Linked DNA regions of Homo sapiens: region 1 is linked to region 2. The links are chromatin contacts, found by POLR2A ChIA-PET in ENCODE. All regions are on one chromosome and are shown on one strand. Each heading gives the region's core, a stretch centred on a gene start or an enhancer-like site at or near the end of the contact. The rest is flanking DNA. Distances are from core to core; before and after follow the strand shown.

Region 1 (7,354 bases), core at 3,489-5,988, 43 kb before region 2:
CTTGTGTTCCACTTCCACCCTGTGTTCCGGGCTACCCCGCTCTTCCCAAAAGCACTTGGTCCATTGCTTCTAGCCTTTCATTCGTCTCACTTTTCTTTGTATGAAAACCTACCTCTTGTTAAGTCATATAGTTCTTTGGTGATGGAAATCTCTACATTTTTACTTCTGGAGTCTAGAGTTTGTGGTCCAGATCTTGGAGTTGATAGACCTATCATGCCCCCAGTACGAACTCCAAGATAGGAGGGAACAGAGGAACTTGTCACTTTCTATTTATGATGCTGAATTTATGGCTATAGATCTTGCAGAAGAAACATAAGTAACTAAGAAACTTAGGTACCTGTTGTTTATTCCTTAGGATTATAATGAATGCCTTTACGACATATAGATCTGTATAGGATAAAGATATTAGCATTTGTTTCCCATTTTCTCACTTTTTCTTTTCCCGTGTTTTCACTACCATAGATCTTTGTCTGGGAGCAAAATCTCGAGCAGTTCCAAATGGACCTGTTTCGTTTCCGCTGTTATTTAGCCAGCCTTCAGGGTGGGGAGCTGCCAAACCCCAAAAGGCTTCTCGCTTTTGCAAGTCGACCAACGAAAGTGGCCATGGGCCGCCTTGGAATCTTTTCGGTATCATCGTTTCATGCCCTGGTGAGTAGAAGCTAATGAATTTTTGAAAAACATTAAGCTTGACGCTTAATCCTGAGCAGGACTTGACAAGAGTCTCCTAAGTGTTTTTCGAGCTTCCTGCTGTGTATGGATTTCTGAAATGCCCTCCCTTTGCAGTGGATGCAAATTTCCATTTAAACCTGTCTGGAATATATTACTTAAGCATCTATCTCTTGATGGGGGGGCCTAAGCTATTGTGCAAAGGAAATATGAAGGGTACCATCTTCAGCGCTGTTCACATGTAGTATTTGTTGATAGCTCTTGTCATCTTTAGACAGTGTCATGTTTGGAACCCAAATACATATTTTTTATATAAACTTGGTGGGAATGGTGAGTGGAGTGCTCACTCTCATACATCAATGCATTCTCAGGCTGGGCGCAGTGACTCATGCCTGTAATCCCAGCACTTTGGGAGGCCGACGCAGGTGGATCACCTGAGGTCAGGAGTTCGAGACCAACCTGGCCAACATGGTGAAACCCTGTCTCTATTAAGTGTACAGAAATTACCTGGGTGTGGTGACATACACCTGTAATCCCAGCTACTCAGGAGGCTGAAGCCTGAGAATCGCTTGAACCTAGGAGGAGGTTGTCACAGTGAACCAAGGTCGCACCACTGCACTCCAGCCTGGGTGACAAAGTGAGACTCTGTCTCAAAAAAAAAAAAAAAAAAAAAAAAAAAATATATATATATATATATATATATATATATATGTATGTGTACATGTATGTATATATACACACACATACATACACACATACACCATATATGGAACACAGATCTCTTTGGAGCTCTCCATTTCACTTTATTTTTACCATTGTTTTGATGACCACGAATACCCGATGCATTAGAGCAAGGCGAAGAACTCTGTGATTCGCCAGCTGAACATATATGCATTGCTTGAGGAAGGGAATTTCCATCTGACCTCTAGAGCGGCAGATTGTATAGTTGTGTTGTGTGTTTATAATCTGTAATTTCATGTACTTGCTAAATTGCGAGCAGCTTTGTGTACTTTTGGCTCCTTCTCAAAAATTGCTGTATGAGTAACATGGTTTTAGTCTTTCCAAGTCGACACCCACTTAGAATGTACTGCACCTTAGCACATTTGCTAGAGAATTAAATGTTAAGTCTCAGGTTCCAGAAACTGCTTTGTAAAACCTTAGCTGTGCTGTTCTTCTCTTGCTTTGTCAGCTGTACCCTTCAATTGCATTCAGAGCTATAATTCAGTCAGAGGCGTTTGTATTCTTTATAAATAGATTAGCATCATCATTCAGATAATTAGGGGTAGATTTACATTTTTAAAGAAGTCTTAAACCAATTTCTGGAGTTATTAAAACTGGCATCCTGATTTGTTCTGCTAATTACAGCTCAGCTCTTGGTCTCCCTGGCTACCACCTCTCCATACAGCTATTAAATCCTGTTTTTTCAGTAGTGGTGGGACAAAGTGCTGTGTTGAATAAACTTACAAAACGTTTTCAGTTTTTGACTCCAGATCTATTTCTTGGAGACCTGGACACCAATTTTTAACTTAGCCAAATCTCAGTTCGCCTATTCTGCAAAACAAAAATAAACAAAAAAACTAGGATAGAAATTCTTCTTTATCTCCTTGTCAGAATATCATCCATTGAGGACGCATTTTTATGAAGGGAACTCGTGATGTCATCGAGGTACCATCTGTATTAATACCAAACCCGGAGCATCGAAGTGGCTTCCTCCTCTTACTGTACCTTGCTAGATTTTGGAGAAAATAATTTTGCTTTCTCCCTAAAACTTGTATGCTTTCATTATTTTCTTCAAAGCCACTGGGCGCAGCCTCCCTGAGAAGGTTACCGTTTTACTCTTCCATAATTCATCTTCGGACCCTCTAATTTCCTTCATCTCAATGTCTGTGATGTGTGTGTACTTTTCTTTCAGGGGGGCAGGCTATTAAAATTTGGCCAGCTGAAGATGGGGATGGGAGAGTTAGTTACTCTGAGGTGTTTTGGTCAGTGGTTTTAAAGAACATTGAAGTCCATACGTTCAACTCTCTGTTCCTTTCTTGGGTTTTTGCTCGCTTTGTCAGTGATACAAGTCTGGGTGTTTCAATATGTTCCTGCAACTTCTCTTTTCTATGAGGGGTTTCATTTCAGCCGGAACAAGTCAGGCGAGCCTGTTGGGTGTCTGTTCCTATTTGTTGCTTTAGCTCCTGTGGAAGATCCCGGGCAGGGAATTTTGCAGTCTGATTTATTAGGAACTCTTATTTTCTTTCCCTCCTCTCCTTGTCATTTGACCCCTGGGATTTTTTTTCTCCTTGGGGTTGAAACATTCTTCAATTTAGTCTTTGTCCAGAAATTTTTTTTCTTCTTTTTAGTGGGGGAGGAGGAAGGAGGAGGTGTGAGGGTAACAGGGCTGGGTAGATTGGGGAGCTACAATTGAAGTAGCATTCACTGAGAAAGCTTCCCATAATGCTGAGTGATTTGCAGTAATTAACTGAAGGGTCCTCGCTGTACTCTTTGAAAGAAGGTTATCATTGTTCTTGTTTGCACAGATGAGCAGAATGATAGAGTAATCAGGTTCAGGCCACAAAGGGAGGCATTGTCTGGGCAAAGATCATTGGGAAACTCTTGAGCTCTGGTCCAGCAGTTCTTCTGCCAGCCCTTTTTCTAAATCCCTTTGCTCATTTTGAGTCATTATTGTCTTGGGGATAGTGGTTACTTTTGCAGTTTACAAGGCCCCAAGCAATTTAGAATTACTGCTTATAAGAAACTTAAGTAAAGTGTTTGTTAAACAGACTAAACTAACTAGTCAGCTGATAACTGAGAATATTTATGGGTGTATGAATTTCTCTTTCATGCTGTCTTTGTCTGGAAATTGTAAACTGAAGAGTTTTCTTTTTTCTTTCTTTTTTTTACATTATACTTTAAGTTCTAGGGTACATGTGCACAACGTGCAGGTTTGTTACATATGTATACATGTGCCGTGTTGGTGTGATGCACCCATTGTTGTCACCGTGTTATATAGGATGTGCTTTTGCTTTGTGGTATTTATGTATTTATTTGTTCAAGCAACAAATGTATGTAAGTGCCTGGCATCCGTCAGTTTTATCCTTGTGATTAGGACTATAGTGAACAGCGCAGAGATCCTGTCCTCTTGAAGCTTATATTCTTGTGGGAGAGAAGGGTAAGAAATAAGTAAACAATTAACTAGACACAGTAAGTACAGGTATTGCTGTGTGTATGAAGAAAGCAAACAGTAATATATGTCGACGTATTTTATACGGTTGCCTCTATGTATGTGTCACTGTTAATGACTGGATTTATTTATAAAATGACTATATGACTGTGAGGCCAAATGGACATTTTTTTCCTCTAGAATTTAAAAATTTTTAACACCATTTATTCAGTGTTGACATAGTCATGTGAGCATATGCATGTCTGCATGTTATAATTTATTCCTTTTACAACCTTTGTTTACCTTTAACTGAGAAAGTGATGAAAATAGAGAAGAGAAAATTTTTACATATTTTACGGTGTGTTTGTCTTGTGATTTTGTTCCCTGTGACACCTCCGGTGTAATCTTAGATTAAGATCTTTCTCATGAAAATTCTCACCAGTGTCTTGGATACCACATTTTTCTATGCCCTGATCTGGGGTTTTTTTTTGTTTTGTTTTGTTTTTTTAACGTGCTAAGCTGAGAAAATGCAAAATGCAAGACCTCTCAGCTCCCTCATCTTCCTATTTTTGTTTGGGTCCAAAAACCTTCCCTCTAATACCCTTGTAGAGAAGCCGTTTTGATTCCTGTTTTTAATGTACGTAGGGGTCCCTGCCACCCGTGGGGCTTCTGCGGTGTTTACATTGTCAGTACTGAAGCCCCAGAGGGGCGTGCCTTCCAACCAACACGCTGACTGCTGGGGAGGCCCCTCATGTTACCAACAGTGCCTCATCCCCTGCATTGCTGCCAATTGGCATCTGTCACATTGGGAGTTGCCTGTGTGGGAATCTACAAGTAGGTTCCAAGACATTCACCTCTGGCAACAAAAGAGTGGGTGGAGAAGTTTCATTTCAAGTCTGACTCGCTGTTCCTCCTGCCACTCCCTTTTTTGAAAGGCGAGCGGGTGGGTGGCCCATGGAGACCTTCTGGCAGAAGTTCCCTTAAATTCCTGGGACTTTGCTTGCCACCTGGTAGGATAAAGTTCAAGCCTGAATGTTTTGCCTGGGAGGACTTTCTGGAGTCCTTGTGGAGATTCTACTTGAGCAATTATCCTGGTGACAGATTTACATTTAGGGTGTTCCCTTGTGAAATGCTTCTCTGGAATCGCTCCACTGGACTCCAGCCTGGGTGACAGAGCGAGACTCCGTCAAAAAAAAAAAAAAAAAAAAAAAAAAAGGAAATGCTTCTCTGGGTTGCTGGCACATTGTAATACCTCGACAGAGTTTAGCTTTTGTTCAACAAAAAAATACAAGTTTTCTTTCCCATTTACCTAAACATAGGACATGTAAGTGATGCAAGTCTGGTAAGGTGCCTTCATCTTCAGTGAGCCCAGTCCCTTTTGTCTTGTTATTCTGCCATCCTTGAAAAGGCTTAGGTAGGGACATCCTAGACCACAACACAGACCTTCCTTTTATCAGGAAAAAGAAAACAGATAGGATAGCGGAAAGAATAACAGAAAGCCCCCTCCCATTGAGCACAGTTCCTGGAAGTTGCAAATATTTTTTGCTTGTATGCCATTGACCAGGACTTAAGCCCAATCCATGCCCTACTGCAAGGAAAATAAGTCATCTTGGACTCAGTGGCTGCATGCTCACTTACATATGAGATTCCCCACCCCCCGCTTTTTTTTTTGAGAAAGAGTCTCGTTCTGTCGCCCAGGCTAGAGTGCAGTGGCGTGTTCTCAGCTCACTGCAACCTCCATCTCCTGGGTTCAAGCAATTCTCCTGTCTCAGCTTCCCAAGTAGCTAGGATTACAGGTGCCTGTCACTGTGCCCAGCTGATTTTTGTATTTTTTAGTTAAGACAGGGTTTCACCATGTTGGCCAGGCTGGTCTCGAACTCCTGACCTCAGGTGATCTGCCTGCATCTGCCTCCTAAAGTGCTGGGATTACAGGCATGAGCCACCGCACCTGGCCTACATTTGAGATTTTTCTGACTAAGATGGAATAGAGAATGGATATTGGGGGCCAATGATCACTCGTCTGATTTTAAAACGTGATTTTATATATCCTAAGAAAACAAAATAGTAGAGATTGGTAATTTTAGATTTAACCTGGAAACCCAGGAACCAAAATCTGTTGTTTTTCCACTATTGTTGCTGACGCTTTAGCACCATTTTTCAATAGAATGCAGAAACAGCTCTGTAGCATTTGGAGAGAAAGCCTGGCTCATTTCCCTTGCTGTAGTTCAAGCCTGTGACCAGAAGGACATGTCATTTTTGGAAACAGAACATATATTTTATTCCTATATTATGTATTTTTGCTGATGATTTCAAACAAGGATTGAATTTGCCAGCTTTTCATTTCCATTCTGAATCCATGAAGGGCTCTCAAAGTCCCAATATGTCTGGGTCATGGATTGAATACTTTAGGCATTGGGGTCAGGGTTGGCTGGCATGATGGAGGAGGGTTTTTTGAAGGGTGGGACTTACGGGGACCTCAAGGCACAAGTGGGTGGTCCTGATGCATCTCCCTTGTGGCTGCTTGTCCTTGCCATCCTCAGGTGGCAGCACGCACTGGTGAAACTGGAGTGAGAAGACGTACTCAGGCCATGTCCAGATCCGCGAGCAAGCGAAGGAGCAGGTTTTCTTCTCTGTGGGGTCTGGATACTACCTCCAAAAAGAAGCAGGGACGGCCAAGCATCAATCAGGTAGGTTCCAGAGCAGATGAAAAGTGAGCCCGCACAAATCACTTCTGTGGCCACCTCAATTTGGGGTGTGTGTGTTTCTTCAGTGAGGCCGAGTGTTATTTAAAATCAACTAGTTGGCACAAAGAAACTAGCTGTGCTAGACACTTTTAATAGATAATGCATACCCATAACATTGAACTCTGCTATTAGTCTATCACCAAGCTGCAGTTTCCCACCTGCATCCTTTCCAAACCCTCATTAATTACAGACCTACTCAAAGCGCACAATTCACCCTGAGTCTTCAGGAAAAAGCAGGGCTCTGCAATGAAGCCAAGTGGGTACCTGAGTGCAGTCTTTTTTTTTTTTTGGAGACAGAGTCTCGCTCTGTCACCAGGCTGGAGTGCAGTGGCACAATCTTGGCTGACTGCAACCTCCACCTCCCTGATTCAAGTGATTCTTCTGCCTCAGCCTCCCGAGTAGCTGGGACTACAGGTGCCCACCACCATGCCTGGCTAATTTTTGTGTTTTTAGTAGAGATGGGGTTTCACCATATTAGCCAGGCTGGTCTTGAACTCCTGACCCTCATGATCCACCCGCCTCAGCCTCCCCAAGTGCTGAGATTACAGGCATGAGCCACTGCACCTGGCCATGCAGAGACTTTTTAAGCTGCCTCTGGCACTGGATGAAAGGCAGCCTCCAGGGAATTCTGATTATTCTCTGCCCTTGACTTTTTGGAGCTGACATTAAATGGGCAGATCCTCTGCCTACTGGAATGAGGAGACAGGAATCCGAGAGAGCTCGCCCACTGCCACAGCCCCCTTCTGCTCAGGTCCAGGGGCTGGAACGGGATCTCGGTATGTCGTGAGGGCGCAAC
Region 2 (7,596 bases), core at 2,693-5,192:
GGCAGGCGCCTGTAATCCCAGCTACTCGGGAGGCTGAGGCAAAAGAATCGCTTGAACCCGGGAGGCAGAGGTTGCAGTGAGCTGAGATTGCACCACTGCACTTCAGCCTGGGCGACAGAGCAAGATTCCGTCTCAAAAAAAAAAAAAAAAAAAAATCTGTGTATGTATATGTACGTGTACGTGTGTTTGCTTAAAAATCTATTAAAATACATTTAATAGAGTTTAAAATGCATTGAATAAATCTTGAAATGCATTTAAAAGATTTTTAAAATGCATTTTATATATATCTATTTTAGAAATATCTGAGTATTTCTGTGTATACAGTTGCTGTCTGGTCTTTTGTGTGGTGGAGTTTTAAACTAAACAACTGGACTTTACAACTGACCACGTTACCTCCTTCAGACCGCTCACCTTTGGAGGCTGTGCGCTAAATCCATGGACCCTGCCATTATTTTAAAACACATTAAAACTGCAATTTTGGGATCATCTTTGGAAGGTTTTTTTTTTTTTTCAATTAAGCGGCCATAACTCGGAGCTGATATTTTTTAAGTATTTACTATGTGCCAGGCATGGAGCTGAAAGTTTGATAATAACTATGACTCAAATTTTGTCCTCCAGTTTATGTTTTAATGTAGTTTTTCATTTTTTCATTGCTTTATCTTTTTTTTTTGAAACGAAGTTGCGGTCTTGTTGCCCAGGCTGGAGTGCAATGGCGCCATCTTGGCTCACTGCAACCTCCGCCTCCTGGGTCCAAGCGATTCTCCTGCCTCAGCCTCTTGAGTAGCTGGGATTATAGGCACCTGCCACCTCGCCTGGCTAATTTTTGTGTTTTTAGTAGAGATGGGGTTTCACCATGTTGGTTAGGCTGGTCTCGAACTCCCGAAATCGGGTGATCTGCCCGCCTCGGCCTCCCAAAGAGCTGGGATTACAGGAATGAGCCACTGTGTGCGGCCACATTGCTTTATTTCTTAAAATTTTGTAGTTTTACAATCATCAAAAATCCTTCAGGCTGGGTGTGGTGGCTCACGCCTGTAATCCCAGCACTTTGGGAGGCCAGGGTGGGCGGATCACCTGAGGTCGGGAGTTCGAGACCAGCCTGACCAACATGGAGAAACCCCGTCTCTACTAAAAATACAAAATTAGCCAGGCATGGTGGCACATGCCTGTAATCCCAGCTACTAGGGAGGCTGAGGCGGCAGAATCGCTTGAACCCAGGAGGCAGAGGTTGCGGTGAGCCAAGATTGTGCCATTGCACTCCAGTCTGGGCAACAAGAGCGAAACTCCATCAAAAAAGAAAAATCCTCCAGAACAGAGTCTGCTTTGTCAAGTTAGGTAATCAGACTGACTCAGGAATAAAGCATGGAAGTAAAGCCACTGTATTGTTTTGTTGTTTTTGTTTTTGGTAAAGTTTCTAAACTGGCTTCAAAATTAGTAAATTTCAGAAGAATTCCTGGCCGGGCTCAGTGGCTCGCGCCTGTAATCCCAGCACTTCGGGAGGCCGAGGCAGGCAGATCACGAGGTCAGGAGATCGAGACCATCCTGGCTAACACAGTGAAACCCCGTCTCTACTAAAAATACAAAAAATTAGCTGGGCAAGGTGGCGGGTGCCTGTAGTCCCAGCTACTCGGCAGACTGAGGCAGGAGAATGGCGTGAACCCCGGGGGCAGAGCCTGCAGTGAGCCGAGATCACACCACTGCACTCCAGCCTGGGCGATAGCGAGACTCCGTCTCAAAAAAAAAAAAAAAAAAAAAAAGAATTCCTGAATACTTGGTCAAGTAGCAGCCCAATTGGACCTGCTGGTGGAGAGAAGGCATTTCACTTCCCCACCTGGGTCTCTGCCTATCTGCCTTCTGATTGCTTCTGCTTCCTAGTCCCCACTTAACAGTGGAAGATAAAAGTGGAGGCAAATAAACAGGATAAAATAACTGAAAGATTGCTCTGTGATGGGGCAGAGATAAAGCAGTATCAGCAGACCACTGCAGTTAAAATAGAAAACAACCGAGAAAATTTTGTACAACGGGCAGGATGGACTACAGCCTTAGTCTAAATTTAGAAGTAACAAAAATAGGAAACATCCTGAGTGGCAGGTTTGAGGTTTGATGGGAGTAAGTTAAGGTGGATGATTGGTGTCCTCGACAGAGAGCCTTGCTGGGTCTCAGGGACCTTGGGGTCCACGTGAGTGCTGGCTGCTACCTGGCTGCTGGAGGCTTGTCCTGCAGAGCTCCACAGTCTCACAAACTCAAGTGGTCAGACTTGGCCAGGTCCTCCCTTAAGGACCCTGAGTGAGTATGGGATTAGCTTTCAAAGTTGGATTATTTCTGAACTGCTTTCTCATAGAGAGGTTTGTTTCTTCTATGTAGAAGCATCACAGCCTAGTGGCGAAGATTAGGGCCTGGAACCAAGTTATTTGGAACTTAGTCCATTTCTTTGGAACTCAGTCATTGGTGGGGGGGACAGAGTCTCACTCTGTCACCCAGCCTGGAGTGCAGTGGCAGGATCTTGGCTCACTGCAACCTCTGCCTCCCAGGTTCAAGTGATTCTCCTGCCTCAGCCTCCCAAATAGCCGGGATTACAGGCATCCGCCACCACGCCCGGCTAAATTTTGTATTTTTAGTAGAGACAGGGTTTCACCATGTTGGCCAGGCTGGTCTCGAACTCCTGGCCTCAGGTGATCCACCTGCCTCACCCTCCGAAAGTGCAGGGATTATAGGCATGAGCCACCATGCCTGGCCAGAAATCAGTCCATTTCTATGTTCATCAGCTTCATGACCTTGACCTGGTCATGCTTAATCCCTCTGTGCCTCAGTGTCCTCACCTGCAAAATGGGGATAATGCCACACTGTCATCTCATTGGGCTGTTGTGAGGACCAAATGAGGCATAAAAGTAAAGCATTTAGAATATTACCCAGTAAGCGCTCAATAAATGTTTTGTACCTGAAGCCATTCTCTTATGGGGGACATGAGGATTCCCTGGCCTATGACCAGAGATTGCTCTTTTTCAGTATTCTCCCTGCCTTCTACGCCACCTCAGTCTGCAACAGGTGAATTACCTGATAACTAAGTTTGTGAATTACAGCTTGTTCATATTTTCCTTTCTCGAGTAGAAAGAACTGAATGCTGTAGTCTAGAATGCTGAGGTTCCTGGGCCCTTTTTCAGAGCTCATGAGTCACCTAGTGTGGGATGGGGTCTGGGTCTGCATTTGTTCCGGTGGTTGCTTCTAATGTCCAGCCCTGGTTGGGAGCCACTGCCTTAGGTCACCAACTCTTCCTGGTTACTGCTCCCTGTCCTTTTTCTTGTCTTGGTGGAATCATAAGATAATTGGAATTTTACGGTGACATGCAAACCTTCTATAGTTTCTTGATCACATTTTGTGATCTGCTTCATTGAGATTTTTTTGTAATGAAAATTTGTTAGGTGGTCCTGTAGTACATTCTCCATTCTCCCGTTCCTTGGTTTACGAGGGAAGCCTGCTGAATGGGTTGCCACGTTGGCTTAGAAAGCCAGGATCTGCATAAGGAGAGTCTATGCTGAGTGTTCTCTGTAAGACTCAGTTTCCTATCCTTGGCTGTTTGCCATCCCTGAGTTCTGGTTGCAGTCTTACTGGAGCTACTTTCATCTGTTTTGGTTTTTTTTTTAAGCATTTGTTTTCATACATATTGGTAGGAAAAAAAGGGAAGGATGTCTAGGACAAAAAGATAGTTCCTTCAGTGGCTGTTTTTATAAAAAGATCTTAGCAGTGAAGGGGAAGCTAGAATAGGAAGTTGCAGAACTGTATTTGTATGAGGTTTCAAAAAAGTCTCTCTTGTGTTCTTGTGTGATTTATTTTGAATACTGATCTTATCTAGCAATATTAACAATCTGGGCTAGGTAATGCTTTGCTGTGGGGAGCTGTCCTGTGTGTTGATGTTTAGCAGTACCCCTGCAAGCCACTACGAGACAATAGTACGCCACCTCCCCAAGTTGTGCCCATCAAACATATCTTCAGACATTGCCAAAAGGCCACTGGGCAGCCAAATCTTACCCAGTTGAGAACTACTGGCCTAATTTATTAAAAGGTATAGCTCTATCACCCTTTTAGGGAAATGTTGCAGGGAACATCAATATAGGAAAGCAAAGCAAATCTAGATGTAAAACAGTTCTTAAAAAAAAGTTTTATAGGCCGGGCGCAGTGGCTCACACCTGTCATCCCAGCACTTTGGGAGGCCGAGGCAGGTGGATCACCTAAGGTCAGGAGTTCCAGACCAGCCTGACCGACATGGTGGAACCCCGTCTCTACTAAACATACAAAAATTAGCTGGGCGTGGTGGCGGGCGCCTGTAATCCCAGCTGCTTGGGAGGCTGAGGCAGGAGACTCTCTTGAACCTGGGAGGCAGAGGTTGCTGTGAGCCAAGATCGTACCATTGCATTCCAGCCTGGGCGACAGAGGGAGACTCCGTCTCAAAAAAAAAAGTTTTATAAAGCATTTATTGAGAGAATTCCAACACAAATCCCCATTTATGGCCTTGTTTTTCCTTTTTACATCAAGAAGAAAGCCAAGAAAAAATAAATGGAATTATGTAACAGTAATTATGCAAAACCTCAGCTTTTATGCAAATTATAAGAATCATAGTTGAAGTGACACCATTAGTGTCTTTCCGAAGTTTCAAACGCCTGTTTCTCTCTCTCTTTGGGTTCACGTTCACTTTATTTTTGTGGTTTATACAGCTGTGCTGTGATTGTCCCTAGAATTCCACTTGACCAGTTGGGGCGAAGCAGGTGCCTTGGTTTACCTCAGTGAGTAGCCCACAGGATTACAATAAAAGTGCCAGAGGCCAAGCGTTCGTTGTGGCTCACACGTGTAATCCCACCACTTTGGGAGGCTGAGGCGGGAGGATTACTTGAGCTCAGGAGTTTGAGACCAGCTTGGGCAACATAGTGAGACCTTGTCTCTACTAAAAATTTAAAAATTAGCCAGGCGTGGTGGTGTGCACCGGTAGTCCCAGCTACTCAGGCAGCTGAAGCAGGAGGATCACTTGAGCACAGAAGGTTGAGGCTGCAGAGATCCTTGATCATACCACTACACACAGCCTGTGAGACAAGCAAGACCCTATCTCTAAAAAAGAAAGTAACAGGCTGGGCACGATGGCTCACGCCTGTAATCCCAGCACGTTGGGAGGCTGAGGGTGGATCACCAGAAGTCAGGAGTTCAAGACCAGCCTGGCCAACACAGTGAAACCCTGTCTCTACTAAAAGTACACAAAATTAGCTGGGAGTGGTGGCAGGTGCCTGTAATCCCAGCTACTCAGGAGGCTGAGGCAGGAGAATTGCTTGAACCCGGGAGGTGGAGGTTGCAGTGAGCCGGGATCGCACCACTGCGCTCTAGCCTGGACAACAAGAGCGAAACTCTCTCTCAAAAAAAGAAAAAGAGAAAAAAGGTAACAATTTTAAAAATAATAAAAGTTCCAGCGTTCCAAGAGCTGCTTCTTGTTCAAAAAATGGTTATTCCTGCTGTGGTGTTGGAGAAAGCCAAGTGCGTGTGGCTAACAGCAGGCCTATGGCATGTTAAAGGCAATTAGGGCCAGCGCTGGAGTTGCAGAGTCAGATCCTTTGATAAACCTCAGGCGTGTCTGTCTGATGCCAAGTGGAAGCTTGTGCTCTGCAGTCCAGACCAGTGTCCCTCCTGCAGGAAGTAGATTAAGCAGCGTTTGTTGAACAGGAAAGGCCTCTGTGATAGCCGTGAAAGTCGAAGGCACCTTGCTTCAGAGAGAGGAATTGCCAAGTGCTGAGCACGGACAGCCGCTTGGTCTGCATGGGCAGGACGTGCCTCTGTGCAGTACCCGTGAAGTGTGAGGTTCTATTTTGGTCTGATGTTCCATGGAGATGGCCTGGAGCTCGATTCTGAAAACCGAAGACAGTCAGGCGGCAGGGAGGGGCGGCAAAGGAAGAGGAACTGCACAGATTTCTCTTCCCACAAACAAATATGGTCCAGGGCTTCAGATTCTCTGAAGTCTCACAGATACCCGGCAGCACATGGTCCTCTGTTTGTTTGTCGATAACATTTGGAGACACGCGCGCCTCGTAAACTGTCGGCCTGCTGTGCTTCTTGTCACACAGCACATGGCCTGCCTGCGTGGGCCCTGCTATGGCCGGGGGCGGGGTAACTTCCAGTGAGATTTGACTGATGACACCGTCAAATCCTGCGTGTGAAAAAACATGTTTCGGAGACTGAGATGCTCTATTTTGATATTTTTAAAGATTGTTAATGTATATTTGACTTTCACAACAAGCTAACAGGATTAGTAAGTTTTTATGGATTTTTAAATTTCTATAGGAAACAAAGACTGAGATTTTGTGACATTTGACTAAAAAGAAGTTACTATTTTAAATCTACAGTTTTAATGGAATTTTAAATTTCTCTTTATAGGAAACAAAAACTGAGATTTTGTGACATTTGATTAAAAAGGAGTTATTATTTGTCTACCAAGTTCAAATTGTAACATTCCTTTCTTTCTTTCTTTTCTTTTCTCTCTCTCTCTCTCTCTCTTTCTCTCGCTCTCTCTTTCTTTCTTGCTTTGTTTTTTAGCTTTGTTGGAGGGGTGAGTGTTTATGCTGATGTTATTATGGGTATTTATATGGAATTCTTAAAATCTTATAACAGTAAAATGACTGAAACGCAAAATAAAATTATATCCTAACAGTTGAGTTCCAGCTAAATATCTTTATTGACAGTGTTTAAGCTTTCTTTTGCCCCCACCCCCAAACGTTTTTTTTCCATCAGGGATTTAAACTCAGGCATTAAAAAGACCTTTTAAAAGTTTCGTGTTGTAATTGTTTCTCTTTGTCAATGTTTGAATTGGAGGGTCTGCTTAGAGCACATTGTTAAGACATCTCACGAGGCCAGAATTTTTTTTCTTCCTCCTTAAGCTTAAGTCCCACATGGACTTGAATGAAACCAAAGTAGATGTGTGTAATCTGGGTAAATGAAAGGTAAATCTCAATGTAAACTGCACTAATATGTTTGTACTTCCCCAAATCTCCTCGTTGTCTGTCCTGTTGATGGTGCGTCAGAGGTACTGATTGCAAACGTTTTTGCAGTCACAAAAATATTATTGTAGGTAACTTAAAAGGCAAAGCATTGATTTTACCTGTTCACAACAATCAATTCTATTTACAGGGTTACCGCAGTTTTTTTTTTTCTTACTTTCAAATAGAGTTGGGGTTTCTCTCTGTCACCCATGCTAGAGTGCAGTGTCACAATCATGGTTCACTGCAGCCTTGAACTCCTGGACTCAAGTGATCTCCTGCTCTAACCTCTCAAGAGTTTGGGATTACAGTTGTGAGCCACTGCGCCGGGCTCTATAGCAGCTTTTGATTTGGCCTATGATCCCTGTCTGAGAGAGTCCACAGTCCTGCTCTGGGCTTCTTCATTCCCTGAGACTTTGTCTCTCTAGACCGAGCCCTCTTCCTCTCCCCCGGTCCCCTGCTGCATGCCTGGCAGTGTGCTCAGTACTGGGATGTGGATGGGCATCCTGCTTCTCCAGCCACGACTGAGCCTTATCTTCAGCTTTCTTCTCTCTCTGATTGGTAGCAGAGCTGTCGTGCTTTGTTTCCTGGT

The links. ChIA-PET counts read pairs that join two places held with the same protein, here RNA polymerase II (POLR2A).
Region 1: POLR2A ChIA-PET joins it to region 2 with 13 read pairs in activated naive CD4-positive, alpha-beta T cell. The contact joins two enhancer-like sites. POLR2A ChIA-PET finds 5 or more read pairs at or near these places in 3 of 52 experiments (H1, HCT116 and activated naive CD4-positive, alpha-beta T cell).

Annotation. Positions count from the first base shown.
Region 1 is chr21:31,216,700-31,224,053 of GRCh38, reverse strand. TIAM1 (TIAM Rac1 associated GEF 1) reads left to right here. Exons shown (of 28, transcript NM_001353694.2): 8 at 463-648; 9 at 6,355-6,501. Among named protein-coding and RNA genes, the nearest start is that of TIAM1, 120 kb to the left of the region's middle. Within about 2 kb of position 4,738, at least 7 of the 41 ENCODE cell types and tissues checked have a DNase peak (open chromatin) inside an H3K27ac peak, as active enhancers do.
Region 2 is chr21:31,172,462-31,180,057 of GRCh38, reverse strand. The region is part of intron 15 of TIAM1 (TIAM Rac1 associated GEF 1); the gene reads left to right. Among named protein-coding and RNA genes, the nearest start is that of KRTAP19-8, 140 kb to the right of the region's middle. RefSeq lists a silencer at 3,732-4,026. Within about 2 kb of position 3,942, at least 3 of the 41 ENCODE cell types and tissues checked have a DNase peak (open chromatin) inside an H3K27ac peak, as active enhancers do.